Regions from separate parts of the Homo sapiens genome. Here region 2 is linked to region 1. Evidence: chromatin loops called from intact Hi-C (ENCODE). Cell type or tissue: ascending aorta. All regions are shown on one strand. Links, peaks and the distances in the headings refer to the core of each region. The heading gives the core; the rest is flanking DNA.

Region 1 (5,391 bases), core at 90-5,089:
AACGATTTGTCTCTGATACCATCTCTGACATCAACTGAAAACTTAGAGCCAATGGGATGAAAAGAGCTGGGGGCTAGGACAGTGGATCTTATTTCTGTAAGCTTCTATTTAGAAACCTGTCTCAAAATAAGCCACTGAATGTGACTCAGCCCAGCTAGATCACAGAGTGGTGCAACTGTATGTTCAGCCTGTTATCATTGCCACCTTCGCATATACAGAAAGAGAAACTTCACAAAGGTATTTGAAACTGAGGCCTGAAAGGAAGGGAGTGGTAGGTAATTCATACTTTCATGATTCCTGCTTGATATATTCTTTCTCTCATTATAGAGTTAGTTCCATAGAGATACATCTATATCTAATCATGAGATTCTGGACTCTTAAGACTATACAGAATTTTTATGTGACTTTTATCTTGTATCCCTTGAAAAGGGGTTGCATGAATTTTGTGTGGAGAAAAGAAATAACATATAAATGATATGATCGTGAAAATATGTTTTGCCTCACACTGTATTCAAGCTTATTGAAATTAAATATGGTCATGTGACTTGAGGGTTGCAGGTGTGTTTTCTGTTGAACTAGGAAGTGGTCATGTGACTTGCTTTGGTCAATTACATGTGAGCACACATGATGTGTGCTTTTTATAAGTCAAGTTTACTTTTGCCAAGTTATTTTCTCTTTGCCACGAGATCAGTCTGGACCAAATTGGGGCTTTTCCGTTAAACTAATATTCAGAGTAAACACACAAAACAGAGACATTCTTGACACTCAGTAGACATGTAACTTGAGTGAGAAATAAGCTTTTATTTCACAAGCCACTGCTGTAGTAGGGTCATTTGTTGTAGCATAATTTAAGCTGAATGAAAGAAGAATGAAAGAGTAGTAATAAGATTATCAAATATTTAAAAATAGTATAAAAACTGCTAACTTATTTTTATAACATGGCCACAGAAGAAAAAAACTTCAATAAAATTCTTGTTAGTAAATGAAAGATAATTTAGTTTTGGGTTTGTACATTGTATATAGAAAGTATTGAATTGAAATAATTTGAAATAAAATCCATTTTCACAGCTAAAATTAGTAGCATTGCCTAACTGTATAACTAAATATATGTTTATCCTTAATGCTGATTTATGCAGTTTAATAAACCCATGAAAGATATAATACAGACAAGCACATTATTAAAAAATATGTTAGTTAATTCAATCTGCATATTACGTGATTTCAAGTAGGTTAATGTATACATGAATGTATTTAGCTCATGATTAATTTAATGTAACAGTTAACATATCTATAACTAATGCAATGCCATTACTTTTTTAAAGTGTTATATTCTAAAAATAACCTTATAAATTTTATTGCTGTATTTGAAACCTGCATGTAGAATATGATTTTTCCATAAAAATAATGATAATAATAATAATAAATGAATTATAAAAATTTCTAAGAGCTTCCTCTATTGCAGCCAGTGTTCTATGAGTCCCAAATGAAAAATTATGATTATCATTTTTTAACCAAAGGGAAACTGGGTCAGGAGATTACACAGAGTCTAAAAGACAGTGTAGGGATTTGGACTTAAGTAGTTTTATTCCAGGTCAATATTTCCTGACTATTCTCTCTCCCCACACATATGTAGAAAATTAATATAATTTTAGCGATATGAGTTTATGCATACACATACACATACATACATACAGCTAATCAATCTAATTTTAGCCTTCTGAAGACAAGGATATTTTCTTAGCCAGGATTATTCATTCCTTGCATTCTCTAAGAAACAGATTCTAAATGAAAAGCTTATGTGCTAACACTTTCTCCAGGTGTTGCAAAACAGAGAATAAGAGGGAAAGGAAACAGGTAACTAAAGAAGGAATGGGAGAGCGCAAATAAGAAAATAATGTTACTGAGCTAGACATTGCTTTGCAATAATTCAAATCTGTTAGCCTAATCACTTGAAACATCTCCATAGAAGATGCATGAAATCATTCTGTGCTGGAATAATCTATCTTGAGAAAAGGGGATATCAAATAATTTTCCAGTATCCCATTGGCCAGAGTCCCCTTTTTGGGCTTCTGTCTGACAGTCCCTGGATAAGGTGGAACCCCCATGTGTTCGGTCTGGTGAGAGTATGAGCAAAGTAGTCTCTCTTCAGTCAGTGGGAGAGGTGCTGGTGACAACTAGTGCTTTACATCCATGAAAATAGTGTAAGCTATTGTGAGGGCTCTTCAAGTCTGGAGTCAGGGCAAGTGGTGAAGGCCTGTATCATCTTTTATGATCTAGCATAGAAAAACACAGTGTTATTTCCAAAATATTCTGTTTATAGAAGTAGCTACAAAGGCCCATCCATATTCAAAAATAGAGGACATGGATTCCATTTTCTCAGTAAACTGTGGCAGGGGCTGGAAAAGCATGTGCAATTGAAAATATTTTTGAAAATTAAATTTGCCAATGTCTTGGTCAATTTTGTGCTGCTATACCAGAATACCTGAGACTAGGTAATTCATAAAAAAAAAAAAAGTTTATTTCTTATACTTCTGGAGGGCTGGAAGTCCAAGGTCCGTCTGGTGAGGACCATCTTGCTACAACATCCAATGGTGGAAAACAGAAGGAAGGGCAAGAGAACACAAGCAAGCGAGAGGCAGCCAAACTCACTTTTTTAACAAACCCACTCTCATGATAACAAACCAACTTCTGCAATAATGACATTAACCCACTAATGAGAGCAGGTCCCTCATAACTTAATTACCTTTTATTAGGCCCACCTTCCACCACTGTTGCATTGGAGATTAAGTTCCCAATGCACAAACTTTGGAGAACACATTCACACCATATCAGTCACATTGTCTTCTGGCCTCACCAAAAAAAAAAAAAACAAAACAAAAAACAAACAAACAAACAAAAAAATTTCTCTTATTTGCAAAATACCCTCACCATTGTTCCCAAACCCATCAAAGTCTTATCCTGTGACAACATTGGATTAGCCTAGAGGCTTGAAGATTTTGGTATCTAAATCAGGTCCAGGTGTAGATGATTCTTTTCAGTCTAGTATCATATCTCAGTGTAACTCTTTCAGTTATCAACCTTCTCATTCAGAAAACAAGCAGTATAACAAGACATGTATTTTTCCACATGCATCCCAACATATGCTGTTGGACTAGGTATAGGATATCTGCCATAGATACTTCCCAGCATAAAGGAGAAATATAGCAGGAACACTATAGTCAGTGACTTGGCCATGACAATCCTAAAATCCAGACATATGCTGTCAGTTCCTTGATTACAGTATAGCGCTATGGAGAATTATAGCTTTGGAAATATTCTCCAAATTCTTGACTCAACCCTCTGGACCTCTCTTTTACCATCTCAGTTATTCTTTATTTTATATAAAAGTTACCCCCAATTTGTAGTTCAGTATTTTTATCATCCTTCTTGTTGCCCACAGAAATATGAGAGTCCAAAAGCTTCTCCCCATTTTGAGCTGTCCTGGTCCTGTTAAGTCCAACTAATACAATTCATTTGAAAGCTATTTGAGTTGTTTATGAATGAGTAAATAATCTGTAAAAGGAGTTAGCATTTTTTTCTGTAAAGGTCAGAAAAGAAATATTTCTCTTTTTGCAGCCATATGTTCTCTGACACAATTATTCAGCTCTGTGGTTGTAGCATGAAAACAACCATAAACAATATGTAAATGAAGGTATGTGGCAGTGTGTGAATGAATTTTTACCTGCAGAAATATTCAGTGAGCTTGATCTGGCCTTTTGTTTATAGTTTGCTGATGCCCTCGTCCACCCCTAGCAATTACATTAGACATAAGTCATTTCCACTGAACTCTTTGAAATAAGTCCCTTCTTGTTTACATCCCTGTTAAACTACTGTATGGCAATGTCCTTAAATTCAAAGGAGCTTTATTATTTAAAAGAGAGGATTTGCAAAGAACAGCCCTATGATTCTCAGAGGGCCTTTTGTCTGTTGGAAAGTCTTTTGTATATGTAAAACAGTCTATAAACCACTGCCTTAAATATTTCTGAGTTACTGGCTACAGGTTTTTGAATAATAACCTTGGCTTCATTTTTCTGTACCACCCAAATCAAGGGGAGGGAGCAAGGCCTTGGATTTGGTTTTATATGAAAGTAATTTCTTAACTATAGCATCATTTGCCTTTTTGAAAGGCAGGAATTGTGTTAGAGTTCACTTTTCTATCCTAGCAATTTTGAGTTCCTTTATATTTAATAGTTTTATCTTCATCATTCTTTCATTTCTTGGTATAGTTTGCTTTGAAAGCCAGTCAACATATTGTAAAAGTTTTGAGGCTACATTGAGAAGCCTCATAAAGGTGTTTCAATGACAGTCTCAGCTAATGTCCCTACTGACAACACCAAATCCCTGCCCAAGTGATTAGATATTTCCAGTCTCTGGCCTTTGAGGCCTCTAGCTTTTGCAGAATAGAGCAATGATAAGCCATCCCTACTGAGTTCTTCCAGGATTGCATATTCATTAGTAAAATAAATGTTTCTTTAAGTCATTAAATTTTGGTATTAACTTTTTAAGCTGCAACAGACAAGTAGACCAATATCTAACTTAAAATATCGGTAAAGATCTCCTCATCAATTTCCCCAAATGAATTAATATTGACAAACTGTAAAAAAAAATTTGGAGTTTCCTAAAACACAAATTCTTCAGGCAGTTAATCCTTACAACACAAAAAAGTTACATCTTCTAAGAAAACTTGCTTCCATGTGGAAATTGGAATGTTCTTTTATTAGCTTGCAGGAAATTGTGCATGATTCATTCACTCAGCAATGTGGTATCAACTGACTGAGAGATTTTAATAGTTTCTTGATTGTAACATATTGAGCACTATCATGGGCCTTAAACATTTTAAAGTTAACTTTGTGCTTTATAGATAATATGTTCCTAAATTTTGGAAGAGTTTACTCCAATGGGTAATTTAGCTAGCTTATTATTTTTTACTGTTTAAACTTGTAAATCTGTAAATTGTTACTCTGTAGGGTAGTTATTTCTGAAACTGAAATAAACCTATGTCCTCTCCAAGGAAATGTTGTTCCTCACAGAAAGAATATGTTAGAGTAAAATGAACCTCTAACCTTTGCCAAATTATATCAAGAAAACTATCTCCACTGAATTTTTTATATTTCAATGGTGGTTCAGATTTTCCCTCTGACTTGCAAGATACTATACAAAGTAGAATTTACTTCCATTACTCAATTTAATTCAGAAACTAAAAAGCACAGAACCAGGAATAAATCACAAATAATGATAATTGAAGACAATTATAAAGCTCTTGTTGTTTCCTGGGAATTGTTCTGATTCCTTTATATCCACTTAGAATATTTAATCCGCTGCAGTTGCCTATGAGATAGGTTCACTCATAAT
Region 2 (5,391 bases), core at 304-5,303, 140 kb after region 1:
GTTTTATAAAGGCAGTTCCCCTGCACACACTCTATTGCCTGTCACCATGTAAGATGTGACTTTGCTCTTTCTTCACCTTCTGCCATGATTGCTGGGCCTCCCCGGCCATGTAGAACTGTGAGTCAATTAAAACTTTTTCCTTTATAAATTACCAAGTCTTGGGTATGTCTTTAGCAGCAACATGAGAACAGACTAATAGAGGTAGTTTTGAGGTTTTCATTTTAAAGATGAATGGTTCGGTTAATTCCAAGCAACAAAATATATACTAACGCCAATTTTTGTTGATAACACCTAGGTAATCAAACAGAAACTGAGACAAAAATGTCTTTGGAGGGACACACCCTTGTATCAGGCACAAAGATTTCCACAGATAAAGCCATACTGAATATAAACTGTTAATTATAAATTATAATCCTCAAAAGGAAATAATCTATCATGAAAATCAGCAGAGAGAGTAAGTGGCAAAGGTAGGCTTACAGAAAGTTTAATTATTTAAAATACAGGATAAAAGAATATAAGCATGTTTACCTTGATTAAGTTACAATGGTATAATCTCAAATGAACAAAGTCTTATCAGATGTGTTTAAGAAAGGCAAAACTGGAAAAATGGAAATTCTAGCAATTAGAATGAACACTAATTTAATTAAAACCTAAGCTCAATGATGGGTATAAAACAAATTAACACAGCTGCTAATAGAATTTGTGTACTGAAGTATATCCTTAAAATTATATATAATTCCTCTGAGATATATATATATATATATATACATATATATATATGTCGGAATGATATAAAAATATAAAGGAGAATAAGAGACATACAGAATATGACAAAATGATAGATCATAGGACTCCTAGAAGGCAAGAAAAGTAAAGAATGGGGGAAATAATGAAGTCATAATGACCAAGAATTTTTGCAAAATTTAGTAAAGAAATGAACTTAGATTTAAGAATTCCAACAAATTCCTAAAGTAATAAGGAAACATAACTCCAATGACAAATTGAATGTGTTAAAGTAAGTTGTGAAGAAAAGTAATTAGTATACTGAGAGCAGATGCTTCAAATAAACAATTCATACAGCATAATATCTTTAAAATGTTGGAAGAAAAATCTGCAACACAAACTGTTTTTATTCACTTAAGTAGGACTGCATATTGGGGAAAAAACATTTTTAGGTAAAATAATGAAAGAGATAATTTTAAAAAAGCATGCCCTTACAAAACAGATTATAAAGTTCATACTTCAGATAGAAAGAAATTAAATTTAAAAGAATAAACTGCTAACAGTAACAGTTAGAAAAGATATTGTCAATTATGCAGGTAAATTGAAGCACAACTGAAATGCCTACAATGAGAGTCATAAAATTTTAAGTAAAAGTAGATTTTAAAAACTGTAAAGAGTAGATAGTAAAACACAAGGGTGTGAATAGAGTTAAGGCTTTCAAAGATTCTTAGTTTATCTGGTAGGAGGAAAGAGACAATGAAAATTGTATTTACCTAAGGGTGGCCAAGTTAAGTATAGAAATAGACTGGTAAGTTTCCACATCATAGGATTAACTTTCTAAATTGTTGTATAAGGTTAAACAAAAAGCTTTAACTATAACTGCATTATTTTCGTGGACAACTGTCTACGAAATGCTTCAATAACTTTGAAGCATTTATAATGTTAATTTATACAATACTTAATACAATACCAAGGACATTGGAAAGCACTCTCAGATGTTTAGTGGTGGAAATAGCAAGTACTGAATCTTGTAAGGTATGAAAATTTTACCAATTGAAATAAATCCCCTGAATCTATGCAAATTATTTTATTATGACATATAAATATAAAGTATTGCATTTAAATATACAAAATGAACCTGTTATACTTACTACATAAAAGTCATGCAATATTGATTCTTCCAATCCATGAGCATGGAATGTTTTTCATTTGTTTGTGTTATCCCCGATTTCTTTCAGCAATGTTTTATATTTCTCTTTGTAGAAATCTTTCACCTCCTTGGTTAGCTGTATTCCTAGGTATTTCATTTTTTGCTGACTATTGTAAATGAGATTGTATTCTTGATTTGACTGTCAGCTTGAACATTATTCGTGTATAGAAATGCTACTGGTTGTTGTGCATTGATTTTGTATTCTGAAACTCTACTGAAGTTGTTTAGCAGTTCCAGGCCCATTTTGGCTGAGTTTTTAGGGTTTTCTAGGTATAGAATGACATATCATCTGCTAAGAGAGATAGTTTGACTTCTTCTTTTCCTATCTGAATGCATTTTATTTGTTTCTCCTGCCTAATTTCCCTGGCTAGGACTTCCAATACTATGTTGAATAAAAGTAGTGAGAGTGGGTATCCTTGTCTTTTTCAAGTTCTCAAGGGGAATGCCTCCAGCTTTTGCCCATTCAGTATGATGTTGGTTGTGGGTTTGTCATAGATGGCTCTTGGTATTTTGAGGTATGCTCTTTTGGTGCCTAGTCTGTAAAGGGTTTTTATCATGAAGGGATGTCATATTTTATTGAAAGCTTTTTCTGCATCTATTGAAATGATCATATGGCTTTTGTATTGAATTCTGTTTATGTGGTGAATCACACTTATTAATGTCAACATGTTGAACCAACCTTGTATCCCAGGAATAAATCCTACTTGATTATGATGAATTAACTTTTTGATGTAATGCTGGTTTCCGTTTGCTGGTGTTTTATTGAGGATTTTGGCGCTTATGTTCATCAGGAATATTGTTCTGAAGTTGTCTTTTTTGGGTCATATCTCTGCCAGACTTGGGTATTTAGCTTAAGCTAGCTTCATAGAATGAGTAAGGCAGGAACTCCTCCTATTACATTGTTTTGAAAGTTTCACTAGAATTGGTACCAGTCTTCTTTGTGTATGTGGTAGAATTTGCCTGTGAATCCGTCTGGTCCTGGACTTTTTAAAGCTGGTAAATTTTCTTTGATTGAATTTCAGAGTTTGTTATTGGTCTATTCAGTCGTTACTTTCTTCCTAGTTCAGTCTTAGGAGGTTGTGTGTTTTCAGGAATGTATTCATTTCTTCTAAATTTTCTAGTTTGTATTAATAGTATACATTTTTATTTGTTCATAATTATCTCTGAGGATCTCTTGTATTTCTGTTGGATCAGGTGTAATGTCACCTTTGTCATTTATATTTATTTGGATCTTCTCTTTTTCTTTGTTAGTGTAGCTAGCAGTCTATCAATCTTATTTACTCTTTTGAAGAAGAAACCCTTGATTTCTTTGATCTACCTTATGGATTTTTGTGTTTAAATTTCATTCAGTTCTTATCTAATTTTAGCTATTTATTTTATGCTGCTGGTGTTTGGACTGGGTTCTTTTGGCGGGGTGAGGGTTGGGGGCGTTTTTGTTTTTCGTTTGTTTGTTTGTTTGTTTTCTTTTTTGACAGGGTCTCTGTCAGTCAGGCTGTAGTAAGTGACATGATCATAGCTCACTTCAGTGACCTTGACCAATCTTGACCTTCCCAGACTCAAGTGATCTTCCTACCTCAGCCTCCCAAGTAGCTGGGACTATAGGTGTAAACCACCACACCCAGCTAATTTATATATTTTTTGTTGAGATAGGGTCTTTATATGCTTCCCAGGTTGGTCTCGAACTCATGGGCTCAAGTGATCCTCCAGCTTTGGTACTCCAAAGTGTTGGGAATATAGGCATGAGCCATGAGCCATCAGGCCTGGACAAAGTTTTCTCTTTCTTTTTCTAGTTCCTTTAAATGCAGTAGTAGATAGTTAACTTGAGATTTTTTTAACTTCTTGATGAAGGCATTTAACTTTGTAAACTTTCCTCTTAACACTTCTTGTACTGCATCCCAAATATTCTGGTAAGTTGTGCCTTTGATTTCATTAATTTTAATTTTTTTAAATTTTTGCTTTAATTTTGTTGTTCATTTAAATTATTCAGGAGCAAGTTGTTTAATTTTCTTGTATTTGTGTAGTTTTGAGAGAGCTTCCTGATATTGATTTCTATTTTGAATGCCTTGTGGTCTCAGACTTTGATTTGGATAACTTCAATTTTTTATATTTATTGAGAATTGCTTATGTTCAATGGTTGAACATATAATATGTTCCATGTGCAGGTGAGAATGATTTATATTCTGTGCAAGTTTCATGCAGTATTCCATAGAAGTCTATTAGATCCAGTTGATCAAGGGTTGAGATTAAGTCCAGAAATTTTTCGTTAGTTTTCTGCCTCAGTGATCTGTCTAACATTGTCAGTGAGGTGTTTAAATCTCCCCCTATTGTTGTGTGGCTGTCTATATCTTTTTGTAGGTCAAGAAGAACTTGGTTTATGAATCCTGTTGCTGCAATGTTGAATGCAAATATATATATATATATATATATATATATATATATATATATATATATATAGAATAGTTAACCTTTCTTTTAAAATTGAACCCTTTATTCCTATATAATGCTCTTCTTTGTACTTCCTAAAGTTGTTAGTTTAAATTCTGTTTTATCTGATATAAAAGTAGCAAACCCTGCTCCATTTTGTTTTCCCTTTGTATGGCAGGTCTTTCTCCATCCCTTTCCTTTGAGCCTGTGGGTATCATTACATATGACATGGGTCTCTTGAAGACAACAAATATTTAGGTCATGTCTTTTAATCCAGCTTGTCACTCTATGCCTTTAAGTGGGACATTTAGACCACTTATATTCAAGCTTGAAAATAACATGTGAGATTTTGATTTGTCATCATGTTGTTATCTAGTAGTTTTGTAGTCTTGATTGTGTAGTTGCTTTATAGTGTCTGTGGGCTCTACAATTAAGTGTATTTTTGTGGTAGCATGTGTCATTTTTTCATTTCCCTGTTTAGCACTCCCTCAAAGACCTCTGGTAAAGCTGATCTAGTTATATCAAATTCCTTTAGCCTTTGCTTATCTCAGAAAGATTTTACTCCCAGTCATGTATGAAGTTTAGTTTGATGGGATATGAAATTCTACATTGGAATGTCTTTTCTTTAAGGATGCTGCAAATAAGCCCCAGTCTCTTCTGGCTTGTAAGATTTCTGCTGAGAGGTTTGCATCTAGCCTGATTTGGTTCCCTTTTTATGTGACCTGCCCCTTCTCTCTAGTTGTCTCTAAGATTTTTTATTTCATGCTGTCCTTGTTTAATATGATAACTGTGTGATGTTGGGATGGCCATGTTGGATACTGTCTCACAAGGGTTCTCCATTTTTTCTTGAATTTGCATGTCAAGATTGACAATTTCTGGCAAGATTGGGGACCTTTTTTTGGACCAGATCCTCAAATATGTTTTCCAAATCTCGTGTTCTCATTCTTTCTCTCTCAGGAATGTCAATAAATCATAAATTTAATCTCCTAACTTAATCTCATATTTCTCAGAGGATTTCTTCATTTTAAAAATTT

What was found. Peaks named below come from ENCODE experiments on the same cell type or tissue, not always from the same donor. Only the 100,000 strongest peaks of a DNase experiment are listed, where the experiment ranks them.
Region 2: a loop joins it to region 1, with 4 times the contacts of the local background. A loop is called at or near these places in 4 of 110 quality-filtered maps.

The regions. Positions count from the first base shown.
Region 1 is chr13:83,215,218-83,220,608 of GRCh38, reverse strand. No RefSeq gene overlaps it. Among named protein-coding and RNA genes, the nearest start is that of SLITRK1, 660 kb to the left of the region's middle. In ascending aorta, for the core only: no CTCF peak of the experiment used is centred there; no DNase peak of the experiment used is centred there; H3K27ac peaks cover 539 bases.
Region 2 is chr13:83,074,351-83,079,741 of GRCh38, reverse strand. No RefSeq gene overlaps it. Among named protein-coding and RNA genes, the nearest start is that of SLITRK1, 810 kb to the left of the region's middle. In ascending aorta, for the core only: no CTCF peak of the experiment used is centred there; no DNase peak of the experiment used is centred there.